Linked DNA regions of Mus musculus: all the other regions are linked to region 1. The links are chromatin loops, found by intact Hi-C in ENCODE. Cell type or tissue: left cerebral cortex. All regions are shown on one strand.

Region 1 (2,500 bases):
AGGGCCCCTCTAGCTTCTACACAGCAAGGGAGCAGGCAGGTACCAGGATGCCAGCTAGAAGGGCGCACAATGGAGACCAGACCCTGTTGAGCCAGCTCAGCTAAGACCAGGCACTACGAATTGCATCTTCTCTGCCAGCCTAGTCCATCTCCACACACCAAATAGCCCTTCCATCTCTCTTGCGTGGCTGCCACAAGACCACACACTGGGGAATGATGCCCAAGAGACCTCCTTACTGTAATTACCTCTGCTCTGGCCTGGACCTCCCTGACCCTGTTGGCATGGGGACTCCTCCTGTACCTTCCAAGCAGGATGAAGACTAATAAGCCCCGGATCTCAGTGTCCACAGGACACAAGACAGGCAGAGGTGGCAGAAGAGTGAAACGCTGCAGCTCGGCCCTAGCCCTGTCCTTGGTGCTGCCGCCCTCTGTGCGGCTGCGTGGCAGGTCAGCCTTTGCTCCTGACCAGCGTCTGTCTGGTCCCTGCTGAAGGGCAGTAAATTCACCCAGGCCTGCTGCGGCTCTGCCTGAGGTCGTGGAGCCTTTGCAGCGAAGGTGAAGGCACAGCATTGCTAGAGGCCCGATCTATAGGGACTTTCCTAGACTCTGGGCTCTTCCTATAGACCCAAGACTATCTGGTTGTTTGGGCCTCCGAGAAGGATGGTACAGAGTAATTGTCAGGGTTCTCTTTCATTAGTGAGAGTGGGAGGGCGGGCAGACAGTTGGAAACGTTGATCTATACCAGAAATCCTCAGGGCTTGGGGCAAACAGCCTGTATGACCTGGCCAACCCTCCCCTGGCACTCAGCTGCCTCCCTAGGAGCATCTAATGGGGTCTGATGCGCCCCGCTTCAGCTCTGCCTCACCTCCCTAGCCTCCTATGGGTTCCCCCATCTTCCCCTCTACAGCCCAGTGTTCCCAGAGCTCCAAGCCCAGCCGGGAAAGTAGGGGTTAAGCGCTGCTTCCCCGAGTGTGCAGTGCGCTTAGCTCCCACGCAGGGAGGCCTCTGGTCCCCGGGGAGGGCGGAGGCGGCAGCTCGATCCTCCCTCTGGGCCCAGGGGAGCTCCTCGCCCGCGGGGGACGAGGGGCTGGCTCTGAGAAGGCGCCCCCTGCCCCACATGCCCACCCTACAGCGGCCCTGACCACCTCGCCAGCGCCTCTCTTCCACCAGCAGGCGCCTTCTCTACAACTTTCTCCCTTCCCAGTAGTCGCTCACCTGGAGGGTCTGGTTTTAATTAGTGTAATATCCCCGTTACCAGCGCAGCCTGATTAAGACATCCGCCCTGATCCGCGATGCGCACTTAATGAGCTCAGTCTGCCATAATGTTTGTACTTTTTTTTTTCATTATTTTTTGCAGACCAGTAAAACCAAAGCTGATTTCTGCTGAAAGACCTCATTACCCGAGACCCTACTCCATTAGCCCCGTACCTGCTCTGGACCCTAGACTCCCCGATGCGCTCCCGAGGCGTCCCCAGCTTAGCCGGCGTTTGTGACAGAAAATTAACGACCCTGCGCGCACCAGAAGGCACTTCACCTCCAGCCGGAGGAGGAAGGGACTTGCCCAGAAGAAGAAAGGATCCCTCAGTCCCTGTCCATAGCTCCCACTGTGGGTGTCTCGCACATCGAGAGACTACTGGCGCCACCGGCGTCCTTTTTAAAAGTGACCATTAAATAATTAGAGTGCGTCTGAAAAGCAGAATCCAAAAGGGGGAGCGGGGATGTGGCTCGGCCATCCTGGACCCTCCTCACCTCGCAGCCCACACACACTAGCCGACGTCAGTGAGCTTCGTGAACAGCCAACCAACCCCCAATCTCATGCAAGACCCAAGATCCTGGGTCTGTTCCAGCTGTCTAATAGGGTCTCAATGCCCCCCCCCCGTGCTGGTCGCGTCTTGCTCCGGGTACAGACTGGGTGCGGGACCTGGGTGGCCAGGACACTGAAGGGCTGCATGCCAATGGATAGGGGCGAAGCTTCATCAGGGAGCTCCCAGAGGACCGCCGGCCTGAAGCCACCCCCTGACACCTTTCTCCTGAAGAAGACAGCCCCAGGAGAATCCCACCACCTCCCGGGGCCACAAGTCAGAAAGTTTGGGCTAGGGTTGTGCAGGCCACCTTAGCAAAGCTTTCCCAGCCGGGCTGTCCCAGCCCTGTAGCTGTGCCAAAGCGAGCAGTAACCTCCGATCCTTGCTCACGCCTCTGGGAAGACTCGGCCCCGAGCGCCCCCCAGCTCGCGGACTAGAGAGCCCTGTGCGCCACCCGCGCCTGTTCCACGCGTGCCGCTATGCTGAGGGCTCTGGTCCTCCCGAGAGAGCCGAGGAGGACCTCAGTCCTCCCACAACTCCTTGAGGTCATCAGTCAGTCCCCTCGGCCGGCTCTCCTCCTCCTGGACCCCAGCAGCCCTCCCGAGCCTGAGGATGGCGAGAGTCGCACGCCGTAGCGCATCAGGGTCGCCAGCCGTGCTTCCAGCCCTGCGGGTTGGGGCCGCCTCCCTGATGCGCCCC
Region 2 (2,500 bases), 170 kb before region 1:
AGACAGGGTCTTACTATGTAGCTCTCTCTCAGAATTCACTCTGAAGCCCAGGCTGGCTCAGACTCAGAGATCTGCCTGTGTCTACCTCCTGAATGGTAGGACTAAAGATGTATGTCTCTACACCAGGGTTCATGTGGGATTCTTAAAACACTCTTGCCTGGGCTGTGTGGTCGGGTGGTCTTGCTGCTACTTTCATTGGCCCGTCCTCTCTACCTGCTGCAGTGCCTGAGGGTAGAGAACTACCAAGGCTTTGCAGGGTACACTTGTCAGTTTGCCCTCTAGGGGCAATCCTTCCAGCATTGCCCCCTTTAACCAGCAGGGGCTAGCTCAGGGTGCACCCAGGCAATGGGGAGCTACAGGGTGTGTGTGTGTGTGTGTGTGTGTGTGTGTGAAGTGTTAGGAACCCCTGGAAAGAGAAGCTTCTCACGGGGAGGCATCTTCTCACTCAGATGCCAGGGTGAGACACCTCTTTTCTAGCATGGAGGGAGATTTTCAGACCTCATAATCTCCAGCCAATTACACTACCTGCTCCCCTCCTCTTCATGCTCCCAGTAGGCTCCTCCACGTCCCTTTGGTGGTCAGTGAAGGATGGGGGGGGCGGTGTGTGTGTGTGTGTGTGTGTGTGTGTGTGTGGCCTGTGACTCTTCTATCAGTTCCCCCCTTCATCTCTCAGACTGGCCCTGGTTGGTTTTCGTGGACGTCAGTCTTCAAATCTCCAGCCTTGATCTTTTACACTGCCTCCAGCCTAACATCCACATTCCCCAGCAGAGCCACTGGGTGGCGCCACAGCGCCCTCCTCTCACCCTCACCTCCTGACCCTGGGTAACAAGCTGTCTGGAAGAAATGCTGGAGGGGAAGAAAGGAAGCAATTTAGACCCAGCACACATGGACTAGGGCTCCGGCTCCTGTGACTGAGGGGGACCTGGAGGTGATTTAACTTTCTTGGGCCTCGGTTTCCTCTTGTTAATTATGATGTCATATATAGCCCCCTTGTATCATGTTAAGGTTCAAGTTTATAACCAGACTGCCAATAAGATAGCCATGCATGGTGCTGCTTTTAATCTGACTCTAACTGACCACACCGTGTGAGCTGACATAGGAATAGACACAAGGCTATACGCATGCCAATATACCGTGCTTGCATGTGAGTTGGAGTTGAGGAACATGGAGACACGTGACGATCATTATGCAAGTATTTGAGGTGCCACACCGTGCTGTGCATCTCAGATTCACGACCTGTAATAGAAGCCTGGCCTGACCAGCTCTGGGCTTTGGATTCCTGGATCCCAAGCTCTTTTGCAGCAGTTTGCAGAGGATGTCTGCTGCCCCCTGGTGGAAGATTCTTTGCATAGCAGTGCTCCCATCAAGGCCGCTGAGGAGCAGGCTTCCCGCTTGCTGCCTCTGATTTTCACCTCAGTCTGCAACAGCAGTTGTTGTGAGTCGTGGCAATCCTTGTCAGGACAGGATGAGAGTTTGGCCGAGATAAATGGGACATGGACACTCCATCACGTCATTTCTCCCACCCCCTTAAGAGCAGCTGTTGGCCAGTCAGTGCTCAGTGGGCAGCGGCTGTCAAAGCTCTGCTTATGGCTTAGCAGCTGAAGAGGTTGCTATTCCCACTCTGCACCCTGATCTTGACCCTGGGCGCGGCATTTAACCCTCAGACCATCACAGGGCTGCGACCACATTGAAGCAATCGCTGTTCTTATTCTTAAACTGAGCCCAGGACCCCACTCCCTGCGGGTACCTGGACCCATGAACCAGCTGGTGTTTTGTGGCTAGCAGCCAGGCTAATCTTCCCATCACTTCTGCTGGGATACAGTCGGACTAACCTTCCCATCCATTTCAGGGCAGGGACTGCCATGTGACTTGCTTTGGCCAATGACGTGGCAGTGGGCGTGTTCTACTTCTAAGGGAAGTTTGCAGAACCAGAAAGCGGGGTGAACACTTTCCTCTGCCTACCAGCTGCCAGGCGTTTGCTTTATGAGCTTGGGCACTGGAGTGTGGTCACAGCGGGCCAGATTGAGGCCAGCAATCCACAGTGCCATGAGCCAGATATGAGCTAAGCTTATGGAACTTATTTGGAGTTGTTAGTGAGCACATCAGGGGACCTGCTGACGGATCCTTTACCCAGCTTCTCCGAGTAAAACCCAGTTCCTTCTCACAAACATAAACTTATTATATAATGTGCACCGCATCTGATGTGAGCAGCAGAAAAAATTAACAAGTCCAAGGTACTTTCCTGTGAACACTTGGAATCTCTAATGAGACGGATTTGGGGTTCGTAGTTACATGGTAACAGTAAAGGAGACTGGGGTCACTCCTCCTGCAATGCCCCCACTCCTACTTCTGTTCAACTTGTTTCTTAGAAGACCAAAGATGAGTCATGTCAAGAAGGGAACTGAGCCAGCAGTGCAGTTGCACGGTACACAACGCCACCTGGTGGTATTAACTGGCACAGACTGGTGCCCAGACAGCTGGCAGGGTCAGAATTGCCTGC
Region 3 (2,500 bases), 51 kb before region 1:
TTCAGTAGACCTAGAGCCCCATCCTGCGATGCTCTTGGGAGCCAGGAACTTTGACCCAAGCTGCCTCCTGTCCTCTGCTCCCACTGAGATTCTATTATCTCCTTGGCCACAGTCCATCATGGCTAAGACCAAAAAAGAGAAGAGGTCCTATGTTTCTGGGAATTGTCCCCACACAATGCTCTGAAGGGTGTCACACAGAGGCTGCGGCCTCTGGCCTCCTGGGTCCTTCACTCTGCCTCCTGTCAGACCAAACAAATCATTCCTCCACCACCTCCTGGCCTCCCTTCTGAATGTCTGCTGTGTCTTCTGAGATAAACTGGGTTTAGGTCCACCTTCATTCAGTACAAACTCACGTTAACCTGACTACATCTGAAAAGACCATTTCCGAATAAGACCCGTCCATGGAGAGGCTGGTTAGAGACACATAGAGACACATGGTGACCCACCACATCAGGTCTTTCCTGGAATGTCCAGGAAGGATGGTATCCCCTCTTCTCCCGAGCAATGCTAGCCAGCAACAGACTGTCTCTGCCCATTCCCCGGAAGACATGTGTCTACTTTCTACTCTGTAACTTTCCATCTGTCCTTAGCTCCTCCCACCTCAAAGTCACAGTCAGGATAGGACAACCTGATGACCACATCCACAAGCACATGGGGCAGGAGGGCAAGTGTGGAGATTATTCTTACAGCAGCATTAGCACCGCCACAAAACACAGGTTCCTGGGTCACATGCTGTTTCTTCAGGTCCAGAAAGTTCAGGGTAAGATCAGCAGGCAAAGATAGGCCTGTAGGATCTCTGGCTATGATTCTCATGAGGTTCCAAAAGTCACTCCCGTGAGTTCAGATCTATGCCCCAAGATCACGAGATGGCCTTGATCACACTGGCTAGAAACAATTCCTACCCTGTGTCAAATAAAATATGACTGTCCCCTATATGTAAAGAGCACCCTGAAATAAATAAGACTCTGTAGAAACAGATTATGCAAATAACCGCTTCTACAAAAATCCAAGTGGTAAAAAAAAAAAAAAAAAATGCAAACGACGCTGAGCGTTCCCAGAGCTGGGCATATGTAAGTTAAAGGGTGAGGTGGTTTCTACACTTCGCCTGAGAAATGTCTTGCAAAGGTATAATACCTGATGTCGGTAGCTATAGATAGAGGATCCCCCGACGTGCAGAGATGTCTATAAATATCCTTGACTTTTTCTAAATAATCCAGGTGTCATTTTAAATGAAAACTTAAGGAATGCAGATCCCCTGCCCTGGCAATCTACTCTGAGGATTTTCTCTAAGAAAGCTGAAAGTGCCAGAGAACACACAATGCCTGACACTGTATATGCGCTGGTTGTAAAGAGGGCACTTCCCACCAGGAAACGGACGGGGGGAGTTACGTTTGTGGTGGGAGGAAGAGAGGCTCTTGATTACAGTCCTGTTATAAGACTCAGTGAGGTGAACACATGATGACTTATTCCTGTGGTTGAACTTGGTGATGACTAAGGAGCTGTGCCGACAACTTGGCCAGTAAAGAGTTTGCTGTGCAAGCCCGAGGGCCCAAGTTCAGATCCCTGGCAACATGTGAAAAGCTAAGGTCTAAGCCTAGTGCTGGGGAAGCAGAGACAGAGCCCTAGGGCTTGCTAGCTAGTCAGGCTCACGGACTTGGCAAGCTCCATGGTCTCTGGAGAGAGGCTCTGACTTGGAGGTTAGGGTAGAGGGTGGAGAGGCTGAGCAGATGGCTCAGGGGGCAGCGGCTGCTCTTGTAGAGGACCTGAGTTTGGTTCCTAGTGCTACTGACATCAGGCAACTTACAGCCACCTGTAACACTTCAGCTCTGGGCATCTGACACCCACTTCTGGCCTTCCTGGGTACCTAAGTATTCACACACACACACACACACACACACACACGCGCGAACTGATTACAAAATGAGCTCTCTCTCTCTCTCTCTCAAGTAGACACAGCTGTTTCAGTGAATGGACACACTGATGCCTTTATACTTGAACTTAGAAAAAATAACAAGGGTGGTGTGTTGTTTTGTGTGTGCCCCATGCAAACTTTATCACCCATTGATATACAACAACAACAAAATCTCTTCATTGCTCATCTGAAGTTTAAGTAGCTCTCCCCACCTCATACACTCACCCCTAGTCATTCAGTCCCAGGGAAAAGAGCCACATAGTCCCCACAGCTCTGGTTCTCGCCTGTCTTGTCCTGCTTCTACCCAGTGTGCCCGCTGTCCCTAGCATTATCCTGGTAGGTCACTTACGTCTGCTCGCCCGCCCTAGAATGTCTAAGTGGATCCCTGTGGACCGGGCCTGCAACCCCAAAGCACTCGTGTCCAGCATGGTTATGGCTTAAACTTTGGACCTTTCTGATGTTCTGACCCCAGGAATTGTGGGGTATGTGCGAGCAAAATGGCTCCTTATCTTTAAGGCTTGTAGCACCGGTTTGCCTCTCAGGGCTAGGTGGAGCACCCCACTTCCTTAGCTCATGTTGGGATCTCAC

The links. Peaks named below come from ENCODE experiments on the same cell type or tissue, not always from the same donor. Only the 100,000 strongest peaks of a DNase experiment are listed, where the experiment ranks them.
Region 2: a loop joins it to region 1, with 3 times the contacts of the local background. A loop is called at or near these places in 5 of 42 quality-filtered maps.
Region 3: it touches region 1 in a loop (2.4-fold over the local background); 5 of 42 quality-filtered maps call a loop at or near these places.

The regions. Positions count from the first base shown.
Region 1 is chr11:118,906,347-118,908,846 of GRCm38, forward strand. The region is part of intron 1 of Rbfox3 (RNA binding protein, fox-1 homolog (C. elegans) 3); the gene reads right to left. Among named protein-coding and RNA genes, the nearest start is that of Rbfox3, 2.0 kb to the right of the region's middle. In left cerebral cortex, a CTCF peak has its summit at 1,146; DNase peaks (open chromatin) are centred at 138, 971, 1,830 and 2,173; H3K4me3 peaks cover 2,500 bases; H3K27ac peaks cover 2,500 bases.
Region 2 is chr11:118,737,741-118,740,240 of GRCm38, forward strand. The region is part of intron 2 of Rbfox3 (RNA binding protein, fox-1 homolog (C. elegans) 3); the gene reads right to left. Among named protein-coding and RNA genes, the nearest start is that of Gm11750, 46 kb to the right of the region's middle. In left cerebral cortex, CTCF peaks have their summits at 265, 776 (motif pointing right), 1,337 (motif pointing left) and 2,445 (motif pointing left); DNase peaks (open chromatin) are centred at 800, 1,355, 1,915 and 2,409; H3K4me3 peaks cover 296 bases; H3K27ac peaks cover 1,531 bases.
Region 3 is chr11:118,855,053-118,857,552 of GRCm38, forward strand. The region is part of intron 1 of Rbfox3 (RNA binding protein, fox-1 homolog (C. elegans) 3); the gene reads right to left. Among named protein-coding and RNA genes, the nearest start is that of Rbfox3, 53 kb to the right of the region's middle. In left cerebral cortex, no CTCF peak of the experiment used is centred here; a DNase peak (open chromatin) is centred at 1,447; H3K27ac peaks cover 1,742 bases.